Regions from separate parts of the Homo sapiens genome. Here regions 1, 2, 3 and 4 are each linked to region 5. A link is a contact called in ENCODE Hi-C or POLR2A ChIA-PET data. All regions are on one chromosome and are shown on one strand. Each heading gives the region's core, a stretch centred on a gene start or an enhancer-like site at or near the end of the contact. The rest is flanking DNA. Distances are from core to core; before and after follow the strand shown. Region 1 holds the start of XPO1 (exportin 1). Region 2 holds the start of PPP3R1-AS1 (PPP3R1 and CNRIP1 antisense RNA 1). Region 3 overlaps LOC107985767 (a long non-coding RNA gene). Region 4 holds the start of USP34-DT (USP34 divergent transcript). Region 5 holds the start of CEP68 (centrosomal protein 68).

Region 1 (2,700 bases), core at 79-2,578, 3.5 Mb before region 5:
CACTCTGCAAAACCGGAGAGCTTTCGAGTTTCCTTGCTGGAGGAACAGGGAGTCGGCAGCCCCTCCCTCCCCCATCCCAAGCTCTCCACCGAGGGGGCCACGTGATGCAGGCGGACGTTTCAATGCTGCTGCACTAAATATTTCTGGAAACTTCCACTCCTAATAATTTACAGAGATGTTCCTGAAATCACCCCAACTTCTCCCCAGCCCCAGGGGCTGGGGAACCCCTCCCACCCCGCGCGGGGCCCCGCTTCACTATCACACTCCTCGCCTTCCTCCACCGCCACCCGCACACGCGAATGACCCAGCAAGCGCTCCCCTCCCGAGGCCGCCTCCCCGCCTCCATCCCCCAGCGGCAAAAGCGGCTCCATTCAATCGCAGGCTCCGCTGTGGGCCCGCCGCGCCCCCGGCCCGCCCGCCGCCTCCCGGGCTCGCTTCCCGCGGCCGCCGCCGCCGCGCCCCACGCCGGCCTCCTCCCGCCCGCCCGGCCGCGCCGCCGCCCGACCCTCGGCCCCGAAGACACAGTCGACTTACCCAGAGATTGAACCAACTGCTCCTTCCTTCCTCGTTGGGGGATTAGGGCGAGGGAAGGTGGGGAGGGGGGAGAGGGGACGAATCAAGGTGGGTTTCAGTTTTCCCACCTCAAAAAAGGAAATTAAAAAAACGGACAGGAAAAGGGCAAAAAGAGCTCAATAATATTTACTATTTCAGGGACGCTTCCCCCAACACACACACACACACACACACACACACACACCCGCCCCCCCCCAAAAGGGGAATTAATCTGGGGAATAAATGCTCCCGCCCGGCTGGGGAGTGAGGGAAGGGGGAGGGAACGGGGTCAAGTCCCAAAGATTCAGCCCCAGGGGGACCCTCCAGCCACAGGCAGCAGCAGAAGCGGCAGGAGTAGGGGGTGTAGAGTCCACACGGCCGGGGAGACGCTCTGCTGCCAGTTGCAGTCCGACTCCCCCCTACCAAAACACGGCTCCCTCTCTCACGCGGCTCCGGCGCTGGCCCCCCCCCCCCCAAGGCTCGCCTAAACTTTCCCCCCTTCTCTTGTTCCTCAGCGACTGGTGGTTCCCCCCTCCCCCTCTGGGTGGTTGCACGGACTGCAGCAGCAAAGACTGGAACAGGCACCGCCGCCGGGGCTGTAGCTACTGTTGCTCTTGCTGATGCTGTAGCTCCCGCTGCTCCTGCCGCGGCCGCTGCAGCCGCTTCTCCCCCTCCTCCTAGTGCCTCAAACTCGGAACCGGTTGAAACCGGTTCAGACTGGGAGATTCCATCTCGGTTGAGTTTTCAGCCCATGGCGCCGCGGAGCGTTTGGAACCTGGGCCTCCGCCCCCAGCCCGCCCTCCTATTGGTCAGTTCCAGCTACAGCCGCGCCATGAGCCTATCTCTCATTGGCCCGAGCGCCAGTCAATCCCGCCTCACGGCTCCACACGAGCCCGCCGCTTCGGCCCCTACCTCTTTTCAGCAGCGATTTGCCCGCAGAGTGGGGGAGGGGAAGTGGGGAGGGTCGAAAGGCAAGAGGAGAGGGGTGGAGGAGGAGGAGGTGGGACGAAGAGCAGGGATGAGTAGAAAAGAGAGCGAAGGAAAGCCGCGTGGAGGATTCGTTCGAACGAGCTGTCAATCAAGAGCAGCCCGCCCTCGAGCTCTCGACTTCCCTTCCCCCTGCGGCCCTCTCCCTCCCGGTGCCTAGTTCGCAGGCCCGGCCTTTCTCGCCCGCTCATTGGCTGGGCCTCTTCGGTGACGGAGAGGGTGGGGCGCAGCTCGTGAGCTGGTGGCGGCGCGAGTTTGATCGGGGCGCGCGGCAGCGTTCTCTTTGCTTCCCCCGGACTCGGCCGGCCCGCCCCCACCGGCTCCCGCCAACCTGCGGGGGCCTGAGCCCGCGGGAATCAGGATCCGCCCTTCGGATGGGGGCTGCGTTCGGAAAAGGGAGGGCACACCCAGTTTTGAACTCTGGAAGGGGTGGAGAAAAGAGGGAAAAAGAACGCTTCCGAGGCCAATTTTAGGCCCCAGACCTCTCTAATCCATTTTAGAGGCCTGGTTTTGGGGCCAGGTAGCTGAGAGAGGGGTTGGGGTGAGGCGCAGGGCGTGCATTCTTGGCGCCTCGTGATCTTCTCAGGGTGTCGGAAAAGATATCGAAATACTTCTTGGGAAAGTCTCCTTAAAATTTCAACTCTGTCTCTCCAGGCTGGAATTTGGCTGCTTCAACAAGCAACCTTTCCTGAAAACCAAAACATTGTAATCCCAAGTGATTGGTTTGACAGCGCATGTTTTGGCTGGCTGAGCTTGCATGCCAACTGCGTCCCACCTGGTGCCCTTGATCTGCAACACTCAGATTTTCCTTTTACCCTAGCTGCACTTCACGTACTAAATCATCATCAAATAGTATTTTCTGTGAAAGTCACATGCACGTTGCCTTTCACGTGGTTGCCTCTCGTTTGTTCCCAAGCGTCCTCCAAATCAGCTTTACAGATTGTTCTTTGCTTAAGAGCAAATAGCCCACCAAAATTTACTAGGCCCTTTGTGCCACCAAGAGGTAGATAAATGATTTATTGAATTAATAACAATTTTCTTTAGCAAATGTTCATCCACGATGGACTATGGCTAACCTCAAAGCACCACTTATTCTAACTCCCCCTCCAATAAAGAAAAACGCAACAACTCAATGTTTAGATGTACCAGAATTATTTTGGA
Region 2 (2,700 bases), core at 71-2,570, 3.2 Mb after region 5:
ACAGAGTTAACAGGAAAATAAGAAATTGAAGAGCTAAAAGAGAACTTCCCAGTTTCAGTCTGTTGTTCAAAAAACAGAGGACGGGGTGCACCGCAAGAGAGTTACTATTTGGAAACCATACCACTTCGCTGTATAATATATAAACAACAAAAGGCTAGATCATTGTTCCTCAAATGTGCTGTTTATAAAGCTAAGTAAAAACATTCCCTGCAATGAACAAAGATCTTCAAGATCCTGACCTTCAAGTAAAGCATGTGCATAAGGAAATTCTATTAAAGCACTGAAATGCAATTCTTCACTTCAAAAGACTATGCCAACAAAAAGATTATATGATGAATGGCTATGATCTTCCTAAATTGTTTTGTGACTTTCAGGTGCCAAAGTTGCCTCTCTGAGCTGCCTCGCAAGTTGGCAAGGAAAAACTTTCTCTACACATCAAAATCGGCAATCATTTAAGTCTGCTCTTAATCTGGGTTTTAAGTGCACCAGTAAGCACTTACTCATTTGCCCTATATTTTAAATAAAAGCTGACTTACCTGAATATTCTAATTTCACGTTCTTCCCTTAAAATCGATTTCACCAAATCGATTTTAAGTTGTAAGCAACAGCATTCCTCCCTTCAGTAATCCACCACGTACACTGAAGCACTTAAATTCTACATACAGGGTGGGATACCATACAGTGGAAAAGATGCGAGAAATTACCCACCGTCAACCAGTTTAAGTCTTCTGACAACTGTTCAAAGACTTTTAGAGAAAGCCTAATAACTGAATCGCATGATGGAGTATCTGATATACGCGGAATAGCACTCTGAACTTTCTCTACTGTGTATACAACTCTTGATTACAAAGAGGAAACTAACGACTAGGGCTTCCCCGAGCGAGAGAACCGGTAAGGTAACAGGCTAAAAGGGCGTCGTTGATTTCTTGGCTGCAGCGACAGAGGCGGGAGACACACCCCTAGCGTCGGTCTGAAACACTACAGCAGCGAATTCTACCTAGGGATTAATGTGAGGGTAAGGAAAGACAAATTAAAATCGCCATGATTCAAAAACAACCACTCCAAGAGAGAGACACAAGAAGGTACCAAAGAAAATGAAAAAACCCTTGGTAGTAACGGAAGCATGAAAAATTAAGCGCCCCCATTTCTCCCAAACCAAGTTCGCGTATGTTTTCGTGAACAAACACCTTGGATCTTTCCGGTTCGCCAGGGCAGCGAGCAAAGCAGCAGCGAACGGAAACCCCGCAGGGCTGCGCACCGCAGCTAAACCGACGCTCGCAGGAGAGGGGAAGTGAGTGGCAGGGTTCCCTGCCAAGACTCACTGCTGGGAAACAGGCAGTGAGTGGAAGCAGCAGCAGCTCTGGAGAGTAAGTGGGTCTTATGTAAAGTGCCATTTGCCACATATTGTTATTTCCAAAGGATTTCAGAATACCCTCGAACTCGAAAAACAGAGTGAGTGTGGAGGGGAGGGGGGTGCTCCACGTGGAGGAGGGTCGCGAGAAGGAGAGTGCGCCGGGCTGATGGTCAGCGGTGCCCGCGGGGGTCGATGCCGGGCGGGACCGGCGGCGCGGGGGTGGGGCGACGGCGGGGCGGCGGCCGAGCAGCAGAGGGGCGCCCCGCAGAGGCCGGGGGCGGGCGCGGGGGCCCCGCCGCCGTCCTGTCAGCAGCCGCCCCGCCGCCCTCTCCGGCTCGCCCGCAACCGCCGCGGGACCCGCCGGGCCCGGGTCTCTGGAATTTTCCACGGGGGACAGCCGACCGGGGGCGTCGGGGCTCGCCCCCGCACCCGACCCGGACGGCGGCAGTAGGGGGAGGGATGGTGCATCGAGGAAGCCAAGGTCTCACCATTTTGCTCGGCGGGTCGGCGGCTCGCTGGCTCGCTGGCTCGGAGAAGTGTTGCGCTCAGGCTGGCTCGCAGGAAACGGCGGCGGCGGCCCAGCTGCGGCCCTCGGGTCGCCGGCGGGGAGGGGGCGCGCGTGGGGGAGGGGAGGCGGCGCCGCGGGGCCCGCGCCGGCCGGGCGATTGGGCACGCGAGGGAGCGGGCAGGGTAGGGGGAAATAAATTAAGGTCGAGATTCAGAGCCGGAGAGCGCGGGAGGAGCAGCGGCGAGAGGCAGGAGAGGCAGAGAAGAAGAAAGGAGGGGGAGAGGGGGCGAAGACGGCCGGGAAACTCGGGGGCTGCAGCCTCGCGCTCGCGCCGGAGCCGTGACGGACTCACTGCAGCGGCTCGCGCTGACCCGCAACCTCAAGGCACGAAAAAAGGGGAGGGCGGAGAGGGAGGGGAAAGCGGAGTGCTGCAGCGCGCGGGGCGGGGGCGGGGCTTCCGCGAGCGCCGCACATCCGGGAACCTGCGCGCCCCGCTGGGCGGCGAGTGCCGCGGCGCTCTGGCGAGCTCTGGTTGGGGAACGCTGAGCGCGCGGACCACGTTCGCCCCTCAGCCGGCCGCCCCTTGCGTGCAGGGTGGGGGGAGGCCAGGGGCGGGGGCGCGGACGTCGGTGACGTCGCGTGGCGGAGCCCTTCCGGTCATGTGGCTGGAGGCGGGCGGGGAAGAAGGCAAGGCTGGGAGGGGAAGGAGGAAATGCGAGGGTTCCCCGGCGGGAGGAAGCGCGAGGGGTGCGCGAGTGCTAGCGAAAGGGGGACAGGGGCCCTGGAGTGGAAGCCTTGCGGGAGAGGAGGAGCAGAGGAGCAGTCTTAGGGTGTCAGA
Region 3 (2,700 bases), core at 113-2,612, 3.3 Mb before region 5:
AATCCCAGCACTTTGGGAGGCGGAGGTGGACGGATCACTTGAGGTCAGGAATTCAAGACCAGCCTGGCCAACATGGTGAAACCCCATCTCTACTAAAAATACAAAACTTAGCAGGGCATGGTGGCACGTGCCTGTAATCCCAGCTACTCGAGAGGTTGAGGCAGGAGAATCTCCCGAACCCAGGAGGCAGAGGTTGCAGTGAGCAGAGATCACACTGCTGCACTCCTGCCTGGGCAACAGAGGGAGATCCGTCTCAAAAAAACAAAAAACAAAACAAAAAACAAAAAACAAAACCACAACAACACAGATTCCTGGGGTCCATCTCCAGAGTTATTGATTCAGTAGGTCTGGGGTATGGGTCAAGAATCTGAATTTCTGACTAGTTCCCTGATGATGCTGATGCTGCTGATTCATGGACCACACTTTGAAAATAACTGTCTTAGAACATTTTAAAATTTCCCTCCTCATCTTCACCTGCCTGATTTATTACTTAACCTTTAGTCCTTCCCTCATCTCAATACATGGTGTTCCATGACACACTGTACTTACCTCATCACCTATCATACTCTACTGTAAAATCTTATTTAAATGTTTCTTGCTCACCAGACTGTATCCTCAACACCTAGCACAGAGTCTGGCACAGAATAGGCACTCAATTTATATGATGACTGAATAAATTCCTTAATTTTGACACTTTAATAGATTCAACTGAAGCAATATCTGTACAGCCATAGGATATTTAGAAGGAAATGCTCCTATGTACTAGAAATAAGAAATGAAAACATCAAGGCAAGGATCTCTTGATTGATAGGTTTAAGGAAAAATACATTAAGGTTTTTTTAGTTAAGATTTACTCGGAAGTTTTTGTGTTTATTGCAGTTCATTTCAACCAAAACACCACACTGAAATAATGATGGACAACAAAGGTCAAGAATTCAAGTTGATTAAAAACAAACAAACAAACAAACAAACAGAAAACTTGACCTTTTTTTTTTTTAATAATTGCTTCAAAGTCTGTATTTTGTTCTTCTAAAAGTGCACTCTTGCTGGGCGTGATGGCTCACACCTGTAATCCCAGCACTTTGGAAGGCCAAGGCAGGTGGATCACCTGAGGTCAGGAGTTCGAGACCAGCCTGGCCAACTTTGTGAATCCCCATCTCTACTAAAAATACAAAAATTTGTCAGGCGTGGTGGCGGGCGCTTGTAATCCCAGCTACTTGGGAGGCTGAGGCAGGCGAATCACTTAAACTAGGGAGGCAGAGGTTGCAGTGAGCTGAGATTGCACCATTGCACTCCAGCCTGTGCAATGGAGCAATATTCTGTATCAAAAAAAAAAAGGGCACTCTTTGCCTTCAGACTAAACACCCCAAACCACAAGACTATCTAACACAGCCAAGCCTTGAAAACAACTCTTTGACTCACATCTGGCCAGATGTTGAAATCTGAACATATTTGCTTGTAGAGGTCTACAAATCATAGTCTAAAATTTCAAAACAAAGAAAAAAACTGTAGAAACCTGAAGTTTTTCATAAGTTCGTGGCAAACTCATTTAGCAGCAAAATCTGACCTGAACAGATGTGTATCTGTTTCTAGCCTTTGTTTATCCTACTTATGGTTAATACTAATGCATTTTTTGCATGCATATTTTGGTTTGATTACAAGATTCTGCTCCAGATCCTGCTGGGCTGTTACAGAATATATGGGATATGCATTATATTCCTGTCTAAAATCCTGATAACTCTCAGTTCTGAAACACATCTGGCAAGAAAGAATTTGGATACAGGATTATGTCCCTATGCTAAGAATGAGATATGAATTTCTCTTAATCTCTGTTATCTAGTCTACTCTAAATATTTATCCAAATTATACCCTCTGTTATCTTATTGTTTTGTATGTGAAAATCAGTCTTGAAAGTAGTTTTCTTCATTTTATCTATTTTAATATCAGTTGAATGTGTTGGAAATTCAATGTTCCTATTCATATGTTAGACTTTCTTTTTAAATCAGGTTATAGGAAATTCTATACTTCTTTGGGATCCTTGTGGCTCACTTACATCAGATGAATCATCGTCATCCTCATATGAATCATCGCCAGAACAATTTCAAAGCATAGAACTATAAAATATATCTAGTGGATAACATTATTTTGGAATGCATTTGGAAGATTAATGTCACATTTAAAAGCCATTGACATTTGGTAGTCTCAACAGATGAAAGCCAAATTTTTGCAGATTAAGATGTGAAGGGGGAATGACAAACTGAAATTATTGCAAAGAGCAAAAAAAAAAAATCCACCTAAAATATATTTAGGAATGAACTGAACAAGAAATGTATGGATCTATGTGAAGAAAATGCTACTGGGAAACTTTAAAAGAAAACTTGGGTAAATGGAGGACCACATGTTTTCAGGTGGCATATTTAGTTTCAAAACAAAGAAAAGTCAGTCAGGTGAGCTTAAATTGAAAGGGGTTTATTTTATTTTATTTTATTTTATTTTATTTTATTTTATTTTATTTTATTTTATTTTATTTATTTTTTGAGATGGAGTCGTGCTCTGTCACCCAGGCAGGAGTACAGTGGTGCGATCTCGGCTGACTGCAACCTCCGCCTCCCAGGTTCAAGCGACTCTTCCGCCTCAGCCTCTCGAGTAGCTGGGATTACAGGCGCGTGCCACCATGCCCGGCTAATTTTTGTATTTTTA
Region 4 (2,700 bases), core at 31-2,530, 3.6 Mb before region 5:
CAATATATCTTCTATAAGCTGAAATACCATCTTGCAAGGGTCGAGAATAAAATAAAAAGGCCAGAAAAGATCAACGTACCCTTTTTAATAATAAAAAGTAAAGTACCAGGTAAAAGGCCTTTCCTTCCAAGAGAGATAGGCCATAACTATCCCGGGATGGTATGTGTAGTACAGTGCTCTGCTTAACAGAATGTACCATTAAAGCGGTGAATGCTACACTAAGAAACATCATTAACAAATTTATTTTAAAAATAGGTATGAAGGTTCCAATCATCACTATCACAGTTCGTTTTCAGCTATTTAAGGTCTGGCTGAAGTGTTTAAGACACCCACAAACCCGCAAGGGAGGGAAAAACCACCACCCTGCTCCCGGGAGTTTAATGAAAATTAGCAGGTAAGAGAGGCCTCGGCAGCACGCTGGAAATCAAAGAGGGCGGCCGGAGGATTTGGACTGCGGAGGAAAGCCTCGTCCTCCGACCCCACCTCCCCGCACCTTCCCGGCAGGGCGAAGGAGGCGAAGGCGGCGAGGGGTTCATTACTGCCTTCATTAATTGACACCTGTAATGAGGAAACTTTCCGAGAGCCCAGAGCGCCCGGGCCAGGCCGAGCCGGAGCTCCGCGGCGGCCGCCTCTCGGGCGCCCAGGTAACCCGGCCGGGCTGGGCCCGAGGCGCCGCGGCGGCCGCGCCACCGCGCACCTTCCCGGGGCGCTAGGCCCGCACGCCGCCCGGCCCGGCCGTCGCCTCCCGCAGGCCGCGGCAGCCCGGGGAGGCCAGAGAGCTGCGCGAGGACCCCAAACCGTGCACCCCGACAGGCCGCTACCGCGGCTACTTACTTTCATTTAACACCTCCACCAGGTCTGCGCAGTTCTCGCACATCGTTCGGCCGCCGCCCCCCCCCTCCCCCGCTTCGGATCACACTGACTGATCCCGACCGGCGGGGGGGAGGGGAGAGAGGCGGAGGAGGGGGCCGGCCGGCCGGCGGGGCGGGGAGGCGACTAGGGCGGGCGGCGGCGGGGACGGGGCGGGGAGCAAGAGAATGGGGGAGGGGGCCGGCGGTCCCCGCAGCGGGAGGGGGAGAGGAGGGGAGCGAGGGGAGGTGCGCAGGCCGGAGGGGCGCCGAGGCGCCGGCGGCGGGGAAGGGGGGGAAGGACGGGGGGAGGGGAGAGGGGGGGAGGGGGCGGGTGGGGAGAGAAGCAGCAGAGTCACTTCACCGACCAGACGCCGCGGCCACCGCCGACGCCGCCGCCATTTTAACAGAGCGCTCGGGCTGCGCTCGGCTCTTTCCGCCCGGGCTTAGGAGCGGACGAGAGGCGCCTCGCGCTCTCATTCCTCCGCCTCCCTCCCTTTCTCGCCTCTCCTCCGCCCCCCACCTCTCCCTCCGCACACACGCCGCACGCTCCACACCCCGCCGTGGCCGGCTCGCCGCCCTCCCTTTCCTCTTCCGTCCGGCCTCCCCGCCCTCGGTCCACCCCCTCCGCGCGCTCGCCCACCCCGCCCAGCCCGGATCTCTGTCAGCGGCCGGAAGGGAAACGCGAAGCCAGCGCGGCCGCGGGGGGAGTCCGGGTGAGTAGGAGAAGATGGCGGAGGCAACGGACGGGTCGCGGTTGCGTGGCGTCGCCCACCACGACCCACTCCACGGGCTCTGAGGCCCGGGGAGCGCCAGGTCACTCGCTCCGTCCTGTCCCCCGCCCCTGGGCTTCGCCATTTTTCCCCAGGGCCTGGGTCGGGGAGTTGGTGCGGGTTTCTTTGGTGTCCCCGGCCTCTTCCGCGCTTAGGCTTTTGGGGTACGGGAAGCAAGGAGTCAACTTGGGTGCCGGGCCGGGTCTACGCCGTAGCCCTCTTTCGGGCGCAAGGGCCACTCCCCCCGGGGTCTGAGAGTGAATCAGCCCAGGGCCCGGCTTAACTGCATCGGTGATTATCGCTACCCTGCAGTTCCTTGAAGGTCCTCCGTCCTGGAGCAGTAAGATCCTTGACGTAACTAGAAATGGCAGGGTAAGGAGTGTTTGCCTGACATCGTCTCGTTTTTACGGAAGAGGGCCCCTCACGATGTGCCCATCAGCCCCACCTGAAATAGCAAGAAATCTTCTTCAGCAGAGAGCGAATAACAAGGATATTAAGATAAAGAACAGGTGAAGGGGGCAGTCAGCTGAAGCTTGTAAGGGAATTTTCCTCACGCCGGCACTTACCCCTTGCTTGCTAATTTTTGTGTTCAACGTGTTTACATAGACATGTGACTGCAAAGTCCGAAAGATCGTGTACAGAATCTCTGAACGGTAACCAGAGTGTCTGTCAAGGCTCTGTAGTCATTCTCTCGATAGCTTTTGTGGAGGTTATGGCACGCCCATCTCTCCATGCCAGAACCACCTGGTTCCAAATGCTTTGCCTTTCTGCTGCTTGAAGTTGATACTATAAACAGTCTGCCCAACCCGTTTTGTTTCCCACTAGCAGGTGATCCTTAGGATTGTAGTTCTATTCTACCATCATCTTCCCTTCTTCCTTGTCTTTCTCACAGAATTGGGTTTTTGCAGACTTACTTTGGATCCTGAGGCAGACATTCGTTGTCCACTCAACATACATTCCCACGTATCCCTTTTTTCCCTGCCAACACAACCCCAATTATTTTTATTTGAATTTTTTTTTTTTGAGACAAAGTCTCACTCTGTCGCCAAGGTTAGAGTGCAGTGGTGCGATCACAGTTC
Region 5 (2,700 bases), core at 187-2,686:
TATAGAAAAGATCAAGGGTCACAAACACAAATGCCTTCAGGTAGGCAGCAAATGTGTGAAGGCTGGCTGTTACTTAATGGACCAGTGGTGGTGGTGGGATTCAAATTCTTATTAAAAAACAAAAGCAAACAAACAAAGAAAAGCTATGCGATGCCCAAATAAAACCATCTGTGGGCTAGCTGCTGCTGTTGTCCAAAGTTTGTGGCCCCTGGGTTAGACAAAACCTCTGAGCTGTCCTGACAGGTCTGGGAAAACCAAACAAGTCCTTGTCTCCTAAACTACCTGGGACTCAAGAGCTCTGTAGGAAAAAATTTGTACCCTGCACCCAGCTGGGGTTGACATTTACAGACGCCTGTTTTATGAACTGGGGAGATATTCAGTTGAAGCCAGATTGCTGAAAGTGCTGCTGAGAGAAAATCATCAGAAGGGAGGGCCTCTTCCCCACGCCACCCTGGTGGTAGTTCCTCTATGCCTCCGGATTCTGCTAAGCAGTAAAAGCTAAAGGGCAGTGTCATTAAGCTCCTAGGGGATGGGATGCAGTGGCTCACACCTGTAATTCCAGCACTTTGGGAGGCCGAGGCGGGAGGATCGTCTGAGTCCAGGAGTTCAAGCCCAGCCTGGGCAACACAGCAAGACCCCATCTTTGCAAAATAGATAGATAGATAGAGATGTATGAAAGTTACTAGGTCCCATGCTGGCAGGGGAGAGAGTGAGCACCCTGGCCTCCCACAAGCTGCCTCCCACTTCCCTCCGACTCCATCACCGATTTCCCATCAGAGCAGGCTGCTCAGAGTGGCTAAGTAGCTACCAGTTCATTTTCCACACCCTTCCCATTCTCCACGAGCCAGAGCTCCACCTCCCCCCAGAAGCTGTCTTCAACCACCCGGCCTGGGGAGCTCCCCTCAGCACTGGCTCCCCGCCCCGCCTCGCAGCACCTGTTCGGGCCTCGGTCGCGCCGCCGGGTCTTGCAGACGCGAATGTAAACAGAAACACAGTGAAAGGCGTTCGGAGAGCCTCGTGACTGCGGCACGGCGGCGAGCCGGGAACATCAGTGCGTCCAGAGCAAAATGAACGAATGTACGCATGACTCCTGGAGCGACCTTCACGAGGGAAAGCGCGCCCCCCGGCACCCACCCCTAAGCGCCCCAAAATGACCAGCCTTTACACAACCCAGCTCGCAGGCGAAGCTGAGGTCGGAGCTCCAAAAGCGAGGGAGGACAGCCGCTGAAGAAGTCCCGGCTTCCCATAGGCCAGGACGAAGTAGGGGGCGGGCTCATCTTGCAGGAGCGTCCACGTATTGGTGGAGCCGCGGACTTAGAGCTGCGATTCGCTGCGCGAAATTGCCGAAAGCCCTCCCGCGGAGGGAGAAGGGGCGGGAAGAAGGGCGTGGTCAGCGCGGCCGAAGGGCGTGGTTGGCGCTCGGTCCTGCCCTGCGCGTTTTGGGCTGCGGTTGGAGGGCCGCAGTTGCAGTCAGGGTCCGCCAGCTCGGGGCCAGCGCATGGGGCTGCTGAGACCGCTCCGGACGTGCGAAGCGTTCGCGGTGCGGTAGGTAGGCAGTGTCCCGCGTGCGGGTGCTGGTGTCGGGGGTGCCGCGGCGCTGGGGGCGGTGGCCCGGGCTAGATCCGCGCGCGCGCCCGGCCCCCTCCCCCGCGTCTCTTCGGTGCCTGCGGGGCCCTTGCGGTGCGGGCCGTCTGGCCTCGCGTCCCCGCCGGCAAGGGCACAAAGGCTCCCTGGGGGGCGGGGGCGCCTCGTGCCTTCGCCTCCATCTTGCGAGCGGAACGGCGTGTGCTGTGGCGGCCGAGGGGTCGGGGCCGAGGCGGGCGGCTGGGCTTGGGAATGCCCGGGCGCGGCGAGGGAGTGCGCGAGTCCGCGCATCTGGCGGCCGAGCAGCTGCGCCGCTGGTCGGCCTGGGCCCCGGGGGAGGTCACTTTCCCTCAGGCCTCTCCCGGGCGTGGGCTGTTTACCCAGCTCCCCAGTCGGGGCTAATGCAGCTCGGGCCTTTCCCCCTGGAAAGATGGAGACCAGTGATGTCTTCTTATCGCCGCGCCCAGATGCGGAGAGAAAAAATCAAGATGTCTCATTTTTTTTGCCTCGGAGGGCTACCCTTTCTAACTGTCATCACTAGAACAGTTCTCAGCAGCCTGGGGACGAATGTCCAAAACCTGTTCCAGGCCCTTGATGATTAGTAGGTTGGGTTTAGTGTATTGTTTGTAACAAAAATGAGCGGAAGCCTGCCAGGGCAGATTGGACCTCACTGGGAATTCATCAGGACCACGAAGGGAGGTAGCGTTTGTAAATAATCTAACAGTTCTCAGATCTAGGGTATGAAGAGTGTTGTGTTAAAGTGTGTAACAAAGGTTGTTGGGTCAGTTTGCCTTGGGTTTAGTTGAAAGATCTAGAAGTCACCACTTTTTACTTTGTTCCCTCCATTCCCCTTTCCCACCCTCTGTTGAGTCAATTCTGGCCCACTTAGAAAACAACAACAACAAAAAACCCAAGGAATTCAGTTTAACCTCTTTTGCGCAAAGCTTTTTAAAGCACTTCCCCACCCTGCGACTGATAACTCCTCCCTTTTTTGGGCTACCTTCTGCAGCCTCTGTTTTTACTCATCACACTGTATTGTGGTTTCCCCAGCCCCTAGCACAATGCTTGGAACATAAAAGGCACTCAATGATGGAAGGAAGCCAAAAGGAAACAAAA

Evidence for each region. A loop is a pair of places that touch in the nucleus more often than their neighbours do. ChIA-PET counts read pairs that join two places held with the same protein, here RNA polymerase II (POLR2A). Pooled maps may share reads with other maps.
Region 1: a map of CD8-positive, alpha-beta T cell shows a loop between it and region 5 (13-fold over the local background). The contact joins the promoter of XPO1 here to the promoter of CEP68 in region 5. A Hi-C loop is called at or near these places in 1 of 168 maps with a recorded cell type or tissue (CD8-positive, alpha-beta T cell) and 8 of 50 pooled maps. POLR2A ChIA-PET finds 5 or more read pairs at or near these places in 1 of 52 experiments (CD4-positive, alpha-beta T cell).
Region 2: a pooled map shows a loop between it and region 5 (7-fold over the local background). The contact joins the promoter of PPP3R1-AS1 here to the promoter of CEP68 in region 5. A Hi-C loop is called at or near these places in 2 of 37 single-sample maps with no recorded cell type and 7 of 50 pooled maps. POLR2A ChIA-PET finds 5 or more read pairs at or near these places in 2 of 52 experiments (activated CD4-positive, alpha-beta T cell and activated T-cell).
Region 3: a map of CD8-positive, alpha-beta T cell shows a loop between it and region 5 (13-fold over the local background). The contact joins the enhancer-like site here to the promoter of CEP68 in region 5. A Hi-C loop is called at or near these places in 2 of 168 maps with a recorded cell type or tissue (B cell and CD8-positive, alpha-beta T cell) and 4 of 50 pooled maps.
Region 4: a pooled map shows a loop between it and region 5 (16-fold over the local background). The contact joins the promoter of USP34-DT here to the promoter of CEP68 in region 5. A Hi-C loop is called at or near these places in 5 of 50 pooled maps.

The regions. Positions count from the first base shown.
Region 1 is chr2:61,537,028-61,539,727 of GRCh38, forward strand. It overlaps XPO1 (exportin 1), which reads right to left and starts at 1,329. Exons shown (of 25, transcript NM_003400.4): 1 at 535-1,329. RefSeq lists enhancers at 1,054-1,313, 1,882-2,671 and a silencer at 1,804-1,943.
Region 2 is chr2:68,250,283-68,252,982 of GRCh38, forward strand. PPP3R1-AS1 (PPP3R1 and CNRIP1 antisense RNA 1) reads left to right here and starts at 1,321. Exons shown (of 2, transcript XR_001739527.2): 1 at 1,321-1,452. PPP3R1 (protein phosphatase 3 regulatory subunit B, alpha) reads right to left here and starts at 2,250. Exons shown (of 6, transcript NM_000945.4): 1 at 1,843-2,250. The coding sequence starts at 1,845. RefSeq lists silencers at 1,570-1,679, 1,860-1,909, 2,170-2,609 and an enhancer at 2,700.
Region 3 is chr2:61,757,814-61,760,513 of GRCh38, forward strand. The region is part of intron 1 of LOC107985767 (a long non-coding RNA gene); the gene reads right to left. Among named protein-coding and RNA genes, the nearest start is that of FAM161A, 95 kb to the right of the region's middle. Within about 2 kb of position 1,363, at least 5 of the 41 ENCODE cell types and tissues checked have a DNase peak (open chromatin) inside an H3K27ac peak, as active enhancers do.
Region 4 is chr2:61,469,816-61,472,515 of GRCh38, forward strand. It overlaps USP34-DT (USP34 divergent transcript), which reads left to right and starts at 1,281. Exons shown (of 3, transcript NR_185882.1): 1 at 1,281-1,564. It overlaps USP34 (ubiquitin specific peptidase 34), which reads right to left and starts at 1,272. Exons shown (of 80, transcript NM_014709.4): 1 at 835-1,272. The coding sequence starts at 877. RefSeq lists silencers at 594-1,013, 1,104-1,183, 1,214-1,523.
Region 5 is chr2:65,054,980-65,057,679 of GRCh38, forward strand. It overlaps CEP68 (centrosomal protein 68), which reads left to right and starts at 1,437. Exons shown (of 7, transcript NM_015147.3): 1 at 1,437-1,549. RefSeq lists an enhancer at 1,030-1,269 and silencers at 1,370-1,479, 1,560-1,899, 2,530-2,579, 2,590-2,669.